2 separate regions of the Homo sapiens genome follow, and region 2 is linked to region 1. Evidence: chromatin contacts called from ENCODE Hi-C or POLR2A ChIA-PET data. All regions are on one chromosome and are shown on one strand. The core of a region is the stretch at or near the end of the contact, and the rest is flanking DNA. Distances in the headings are between cores, read along the strand shown. Region 1 has its middle 20 kb from the start of TEF. Region 2 holds the start of ZC3H7B (zinc finger CCCH-type containing 7B).

Evidence for each region. A loop is a pair of places that touch in the nucleus more often than their neighbours do. ChIA-PET counts read pairs that join two places held with the same protein, here RNA polymerase II (POLR2A). Pooled maps may share reads with other maps.
Region 2: a loop to region 1 is called in a pooled map, with 2.8 times the contacts of the local background. The contact joins the promoter of ZC3H7B here to the enhancer-like site in region 1. A Hi-C loop is called at or near these places in 6 of 50 pooled maps. POLR2A ChIA-PET finds 5 or more read pairs at or near these places in 9 of 52 experiments (AG04450, T-cell, WTC11 and 5 more).

Annotation. Positions count from the first base shown.
Region 1 is chr22:41,400,137-41,404,348 of GRCh38, forward strand. No RefSeq gene overlaps it. Among named protein-coding and RNA genes, the nearest start is that of TEF, 20 kb to the left of the region's middle. RefSeq lists an enhancer at 2,332-2,476 and a cis regulatory region at 2,398-2,411. Within about 2 kb of position 2,040, at least 26 of the 41 ENCODE cell types and tissues checked have a DNase peak (open chromatin) inside an H3K27ac peak, as active enhancers do.
Region 2 is chr22:41,299,803-41,304,014 of GRCh38, forward strand. ZC3H7B (zinc finger CCCH-type containing 7B) reads left to right here and starts at 1,723. Exons shown (of 23, transcript NM_017590.6): 1 at 1,723-1,970. It also overlaps a transcript of RANGAP1 not described here. RefSeq lists silencers at 1,410-1,749, 2,030-2,099 and an enhancer at 1,831-2,332.

The sequences.
Region 1 (4,212 bases), core at 790-3,289:
AGCTGGGCATGGTGGTGCAGGCCTGTAATCCCAGCCACTTGGGAGGCAGAGGCTGGAGAGCTGCTTGAACCTGGGAGGTGGAGGTTGCAATGAGCCAAGGTTGCGCCACTGCACTCCAGCCTGGGCGATAGAGCGACACTTGTCTCAAAAACAAAACAAAACAAAACAAAACAAAAAAAACCGAGAGGACTAAAGAGTTGGATCCTCTTGGTGGGACTCTTGAGGGTTTTCCTTTTCTCCTGTTCTTTGGCTATAAAACATTTATAATTTTTTTTGGGGGGGGGGACAGAGTCTTGCTCTGTCACCAGGCTTGAGTGCAGTGGTGGGATCTCGGCTTACTGCACCTCCGCCTCCCGGGTTCAAGCGATTCTCCACCTCAGCCTCCCAAGTAGCTGGGACTAGAGGCGCATGCTGCTACACCCGGCCAATTTTTTGTATTTTTAGTAGAGACAGGGTTTCACCATGTTGGCCAGGCTGGTCTCGAACTCCTGAGCTCAGGCAATCTGCCCGCCTCGGCCTCCCGAACTCAGGCAATCCGCCTACCTCCGGCCTCCCAAAGTGTTGGGATTACTGGCATGAGCTACCACGCCCAGCCTGCAAATATTTCTTTTATATATATATTTTTATTTTTATTTATTTATTTTTGAGACTATCGCTCAGTCACCCAGGCTGGAGTGCAGTGGTGTGATCTCGGCTCACTGCAAGCTCCACCTCCCGGGTTCACGCCATTCTCCTGCCTCAGCCTCCCCCAAGTAGCTGGGACTACAGGTGCCTGCCACCAAGCCCAGTTAACTTTTTTTTTTTTTGATTTTTTAGTAGAGACGGGGTTTCACCGTATCATCCAGGATGATCTCAATCTCCTGACCTTGTGATCGTCCCACCTCGGCCTCCCAAAGTGCTGGGATTACAGGCGTGAGCCAGCGTGCCCAGCCTGGCCAGGCTGGTCTTGAACTCCTGACCTCAAGTGATCCACCCACCTTGGCCTCCCAAAGTGCTGGGATTACAGGTGTGAGCCACCGCGCCTGGCCCCCTCTGTATTTTCTACTCTGCATGCAAATGCGCTCTCTCAAAGCGGAGATCTGTGCAGCCACGGCAAGCACAGGGGCATGGGCTTGAAACATGTCAAAGCTGTGAAATCTCTGTATGTATGGCAGAGCACTGGCTTTGGACTCCGACGGTCCTAGGATCAAACCCTGCCTCCATCACCAATTTGGGGTATGATCGTGGGCAAGTCACTTCCCTTCTCTGGGCTTCCAGTTTCTCACCTGTAGAATGGAACACCAGCGGCCGGGCGGTGGCTTACGCCTGTAATCCCAGCACTTTGGGAGGCCGAGGCAGGTGGATCATGAAGTCAGGAGTTCGAGACCAGCCTGACCAACATGGAGAAACCCTGTCTACTAAAAATACAAAATTAGCCAGGCATGGTGGCACATGCCTGTAATCCCAGCTACTCAGGAGGCTGAGGCAGGAGAATCACTTGAACCCAGGAGGCAGAGGTTGCGGTGAGCCGAGATAGTGCCATTGCACTCCAGCTTGGGCAACAAGGCGAAACTCCATCTCAAAAAAAAAAAAACAAAAGCAAAAACGAACACCAGCTTCATAAGACAGTTGTCCCACGAAGACACCTGGAGCAGGGCAAACACCACTCAGCAGCTGCCATTATGGTGACAGAGAGGAAGGTACGGACCTACATGGAGACCATCACCTCCAGTCCCAGCAGCTGCTGCCCATCGCGGGTTGTCTACCAGCTGGTGTGGGATGCAGCCAGGGTCAGACCAGCTGTGTGGTCTTGGACAACTTATCCATTTCCCTGAGCTGTTTCTCTCTCTGTCCAACAAGGATGCGCTACACAGGTCACATGTGCGTGCCTGACAGCACATCTCGACCCTTCTCCTTCCCCTCCACCCCAGCTCCTTCAAGGACAAATTCCGAAGCTGGACACATGCCCCCTTCCTTTACTGCACCCTATTACCAGACAGCCCTTCACACACTGCCCCGTGGCTGTGCCAGGCTGGCCCAGCTGGCAGCTCCTGACGTCAGCAGCTAATCCGGGAAAGCTGCCAGCCAGAGATAGGGGTGAGCAGCAAAGGAAATCAGAAACAGGTTTTAAGATGGGTGCCCCAACCCCCCAGCCAGCCCTCAGGGAGCTTTCATCAGCCTCTCACTTAAGCAAATCCTCGCAACCATGCGTCCTGATGCCCGGTCCCCTCAGGATTAAGTAAGTGCTGAGCAGGAGGCTTTTATTTTAAGCTGCAGCTCTGTCATCAGGAGCTAGGCACACAGCAAGCCACTGCCTAGCTGTCCCATAGGTTTCTCCAAACAGAGTAGTGGGCGTCCACTCAGGTCTGGATTTCAGGCTGACTCCAGGAAGTCCAGACTACAGGGAGGTAGAGGGGACGGGGCAAAGGTCAAGGATCAGAGGTAGAGGGGACAGGACAAGGGCCTCAGTGTGTTGCCTCCAGCTGGCCCTCCCTCTTAAGGCACAAGGCCCGGTGCACCATTCCTCACTGTTCTTATGTCTTCCCAGCGTACAGCACGCAGGACGGTGCTATGGTTTGAATGTCTCCCCAGAATATATGGGTTGGAAACTTAATCCCTAATGCAATAGTGTTGGGAGGTGGGTCTTAATGGAAGGTGTTTACATCGTAAGGCCTCCACCCTCACGAATGGATATAAAAGAGCTTGAGGTGGCTGGGTGCGGTGGCTCATGCCTGTCATCCCAGCACTTTGGGAGGCTAAGGCGGGCAGATCACCTGAGGTTGGGAGTTCAAGACCAGCCTGACCAACATGGAGAAAGCCCGTCTCTACTAAAAAGACAAAAATTAGCTGAGCGTGGTGGCGCACGCCTGTAATCCCAGCTGCTTGGGAGGCTGAGGCAGGAGAATTGCTTAAACCCGAGAGGCAGAGGTTGTGGTGAGCCGAGATCGGGCCATTGCACTTCAGCCTGGCCAAGAAGAGCGAAACTCCATCTTAAAAACAAAGAGCTTGAAGCTGCACGTTGGAGCTCTTGCTCCCTCTCACCATGGGATGCCTTCTGCCACGTTATGACACAGCAAGAGGGCCCTCACCAGATGCAGCCCTCGATCTTGGGCTTCCCGGCTTCCCGAGCTGTCAGAAATAAATCTCTATTCATACCAGCACAAAATGGGGCTGGATGCAGTGGCTCATGCCTGTAATCCCAGCACTTTGGGAGGCCAAGGCAGGCAGATCATCTGAGTTAAGGAGTTCGAGACCAGCCTTGCCAACATGGTGAAACCCTGTCTCTACAAAAATACAAAAATTAGCTGGGCATGGTGGCGGGCACCTGTAATCCCAGCTACACAGGAGGCTGAGGCTGAAGAATTGCTTGATCCCAGGAGGCGGAAGTTGCAGTGAGCCAAGATCATGCCATTGCACTCCAGCCTGGGTGACGAGCGAAACTCTGTCTCAAAAAAAAAAAAAATTTCCTGTAGAGACAGGGTCTTAACTGTATTGCCCAGGCTGGCCTCAAACTCTTGGCCTCAAGTGATCCTTTCACCTTGGCCTCCCAAAGTGCTGAGATTACAGATGTGAACCACCGAGCCTTGCCTTTCTTCCTCTCCATCCTTGGCACCCAAGTCTAGTTCTTTAACCCATTTGCTCCTCCTGGGTCTTCCCAACTCCTTCCTGTTTCAGAGCCATTGCACTTGCTGTTCCTTCTGCCTGGAGTGCGTGCCCCCACATCTCCTCAGCCTCGCTCTGTTCTCAGTGCCTGGCCTGCCCATGCGCAGCAGCAGTAGCTGCTCCCCAAATATCTGCTGACCTGGCTGTGGGGAGGATAACACCAGAGCTGGGTGTGACAGCGGTGTTGTATCACCACCAGGTGGAGCTGTAGACACGTCCTGGGCGGTGACCTCGGGTCCAGCCTCCAGATCTGTCCTCTCAGCAAAGCCTCCAGGGCCCTCCGTGCCAGGCAGTGCTGTGGGCACCAGCTGACTCAGCCGCCGCCCCTCCTGCCCTCCAATGGCTACTGGCATACGTGGTCCAAGGGCTTGCACAGAAGCCTGGGAGGAAGGGAGGGCTGGCTGCCGCCCAAGGCCTGTGCTTCTAGGCTCTTTCTGGGGAGGGAGGGGACGTGGAGGGAGTTGGGTGGGGATGGTAGCTCAGCCAGGCATCTGGGATGAGGGGTTCTGCAGAGGCGTCGGACTTGGAGTCTATCTGCTGCCTGAATTTGTATCCCACCACCCCCAGTCC
Region 2 (4,212 bases), core at 473-2,972, 100 kb before region 1:
GTGCAGTGGCATGATCCCGGCTCACTGCAAGCTACGCCTCCCGGATTCACGCCATTCTCCTGTCTCAGCCTCCTGTGTAGCTGGGACTACAGGCTCCCGACACCACGCCCAGCTTATTTTTTGTATTTTTAGTAGAGATGGGGTTTCACCGTGTTAGCCAGGATGGTCTCGATCTCCTGACCTCATGATCCGCCCGCCTCAACCTCCCAAAGTGCTGGGATTATAGGCGTGAGCTACCGCGCCCGGCCTCCTCCTGGCCCTTTTCTCCAAAGCATCCTCACCTCTGGTTGGGGTCTTGTAATAAAGACCCCTTTACCATCTTAGGCAGCCCAAACAATTGAACAAGTTGGTACCAACTTGAAGAGATAAGAGGCTGGTGTCCTGCTGAATCCCCCTTGAATGATGGACAGTCCTCTTCAAGAATATGTGTTCATTATTTCACCAGCAACCTGGGGTGGTGGAATCACCAGACCATTTGCCATCTAGTTCACTTGAGGCAAAATGCAGCAATCCAACTGGCCTCAGCATCCTCATCGATGAAATGAGAGTGATAATAACCATGGTGGTAAATGTGATAAGTTGTCAAGGGTGTTTCATTGTAAATTGCCTAGGGGGTATTGGGAACTCACACACACACACACACACACACACACACACACACACACACACACACACACATATATTTCTGGAGACAGTTTTGCTCTTGTTGCCCAGGCTGGAGTGCAATGGCATGATCTTGGCTCACTGCAACCTCCACCTCTGGGGTTCAAGTGATTCTCCTGCCTCAGCCTCCTGAGTAGCTGGGATTACAGGCACCCACCACCACGCCTGGCTAATTTTTGTATTTTTGTAGAGATGGGGTTTCACCACGTTGGCTAGTCTGGTCTTGAACTCCTGACCTCAGGTGATCCACCCGTCTTGGCCTCCCAAAGTGCTGAGATTACAGGCGTGAGCCACTGCACCCAGCCCTGATTGTCAATATCTAATCAGGTTCCTCATTTTCCACCATTCCCCAGGTGATGTCTGATCACCTTGCCCTGCCTTCAGCAAGAATCTTGTTAGATGGGTTTAAGCGAGAATCCTCTCATCTCTGATGCAGTTTCCTATGCACTGGCGCTCAATCAGTGGATCCTTTCTCCTTCCTCATAAATTCCCAGTTGCCCATGCTGATTTCTGAATTGAGCCCAAATACTCTCCCTGACCGCAAAACCCACTGCAGTGGTCCCTACACCCATCATGATGCCAATAAAGTCGGCCTTGTAGTCTTTAACAAGTGTCATTCAATATTTTTTTTAACATCCTATACATAAAACTCCAGCCAAGTGAGGTCCTGATTCTTCTATGTGTCTCCGGTTCCCATCTATGAGAAGGGCACAACGCAACCAGGGTTTTGGGCAGCCTTCCATGAAAGCACCTGGAAGCCGGAGAAGGGGGGCGGGGGGACTTTTGACACAGATGGGGAAGGGCGGAGGCGCTGGGTTTGAGCAGCATCAGCCCAGAAATGCAGAACTGCCAAAAGAAACCCCCCTAAAAGGCAGGACACTTTTAAAGAAAATAAAGGTGAATTCCAGGCATGAGCTTTCGACGGGGAATGGGGCTTCCCCGACTCGCCCCCACGCCCCCCGCCCTTCTCCCCAGGTGCGCAGCCCGCGCCGCCCACCCCGGGCGCGGCGAGGCGACGGGAGCCGAGCTCTCTAGGACCCGAGGAGGAAGAGCTGCAGGGAGACAGTGCCTCCAGCGGGTGCTGCCGCGAGCGGCCAGCCGAGGGGCTGGAAATGAAAGTAAAGCGCTCCAGAGCCACATGGACGGAGCTGCCGGGGCGGCGGCGCCGGGAGCAGGATGCGGCCGCCCGTAATTAAATAGCATTTACTCTTATTATTACTAATAATAATAACGTAATCATACCTCTAGTCATAGCATACCATTTATCGGGCTCGGCGCAGGCCCGCGGGGAGCGCAGCCCGGCGGAGGTGAGTGCTTGGCGCGGCCCGAGCCCCGCGGGGCAGAGGCCGGGGACACTGCGTCCGGAGCCGCCCGCGCGCGAGGGTTCGGGGACGCCCGGGCCGGGCAGGGCTGGGGAAGAGGCGAAGAGAGCCCTTTCCAGGCCGGGGCCGCGCGCCGGGCCACCTGGAAAGTGGGATTTTGCAAAAAATAAATCGTCTCTAAAACCCCATTTGCTCCTTTTTGGGGATCCCGGTCCCCGTGCCCTGCCCCAAAGTTTAAAAGTTACCGTGTGGCCGGGGGCACCTGGCGCTGGGGAGACTTGGCCGCCCCTGCAGCCCCCAGGAGGTGTCTTGAAATTTTCGTGGGGCCTCTCTCTTCGGCGTCCGGAGCTTCTGGGGTGTCCAGATGCTTTGCCGACCCCGCGCAGGGGGTCTCGGGGGCTGGCAGGGGCGTCGCTGGCAGGGCCCCCCTTCCTTTTGTGTTGTCCTTGGCCCCGCAGCACCCGGAGTTGGAGGGGCCGCGGCGAGGGCCGGGGAGCGGGGCCGCCCGACGGGCCGCCCCTTTCGGCTGCGGCGGCCACGCGAGCCCGGGGATCCGGGGCCTGCAGCCGGGCCCGCGGGAAGGGGGCGGCAGGAAAGGGGGGCGCGGTCTGGGCCTGCTGGGCAGGGGGGCGTTTCCGGTCGCAGGATCAGTCTCTGGACTTCGAGGCCTGTGGGAGGCCCGCGGCCGTCCAGGGAGTGCTAGGGGGCTGCGGACCCCGGCTCTGGCGCCTGGGGACGGGGGCGCCCTGACGGGGCTGGGGGCCTGGGAGCCGCCGACTCCGGCCTCATACCCCCATCCTGCCCGCTGCGAACCTCAGGGCCCCCCTCCGGGTTTGCTCCCTCCTCCTTTCCCCTCCTTTCTCCTCAACTCTGTCTGTTTTAGGCGTTTATAAGGCGCCTGGTTGGGGGGACTTTCACAGACAAAGCCGTCTTCCCAGGGGGGAAAATAATCATATAAAAACAGCTCACTCTGATAGAACCTGATGGCTGTATTGCCAACAGGGCATTGACGGGGAAGACTAGGGGGCTAGGGCCCTGCGTGGGGAGTCTGGGGGCTCTAAAAGGGGGCTGGGCCTGAGTGGGGAGCTGGTGATCAGCGGTTTTATTTCTCGGGTTGCTAGCTTTGGCATCAGACTTTGAACCCCAACTTCTTGCCATATTCCTCAGCATCTGCAGTTCAGCCTGATGAAAATAGCAGAATGCAGATCCTTGAATTTTCACACAAATGAGATAATTATAGTACATGTAGCAACTGTGTTGGACACAAAATGCTGGCAGAATCTTTAGTTCTACTACCAATACTTCCTCTACACACATACAGCCATCCCCTCCGTGGTGGTCTTCTTTCCCCGTGTCCACCTCCCACAGAAGTTGGACTGCAAGGTGGAAATGACACCTGGTCAACAGTTGGATGGAGCATGTTTGAGAAGTGGGGAGACTTAAGGTGGGAAGAAAGAACCTGTCCAGGAGGGATGAGATCTGAGGATGGGAGAGAGACTTTGTTGTCCCTGAGCTGGGATAAAGTTTCTGTTCTGTAGATGCTGTGTGTTCTTAGCTGCTGGCTTTTGTATAGGTTAGACAGGAATGGGGGTTTTGGTAGATTATTGTGGGGCTTAGAAGCTTGGTGGGATGTGCTGATCTCTCGAGTCTTAGTAGGAAAGCTGAGATGTCGGTTGAGACATGGATAGAGAATCTGAAAATAATCCCTCAATCTGAAAATAATAATCCCTCAAATATCACTTTTTAGTTTATAACAAAAGGGCTTTCACATGTGTTGGCTCATCTGTCCTCCATAGCAACTGTGTCAGGTAGACATTTTCTAGATAAGAAACCTTAGGCCGAATTGTGTGTCTTGCTGGAAAGTCAGACAGCAGAGGTAGGATTCCCACCCAGTTTTCTGGCTCCAAATCGTCACCCTTTCCCAGAGTCCTGGGCCACCTTAGCAAGTTACTTTTCATTTATTTTATTTTATTTTATTTTACTTTTTTGAGACGGAGTCTCGCTCTGTCGCCCAGGCTGGAGTGCAGTGGCGCGATCTTGGCTCACTGCAAGCTCCGCCTCCCGGGTTCACGCCATTCTCCTGCCTCAGCCTCCTGAGTAGCTGGGACTACAGGCTCCCGCCACTACGCCCAGCTAATTTTTTGTATTTTTAGTAGAGACGGGGTTTCACCGTGTTAGCCAGGATGGTCTTGATCTCCTGACCTCGTGATCCAGCCACTTCGGCCTC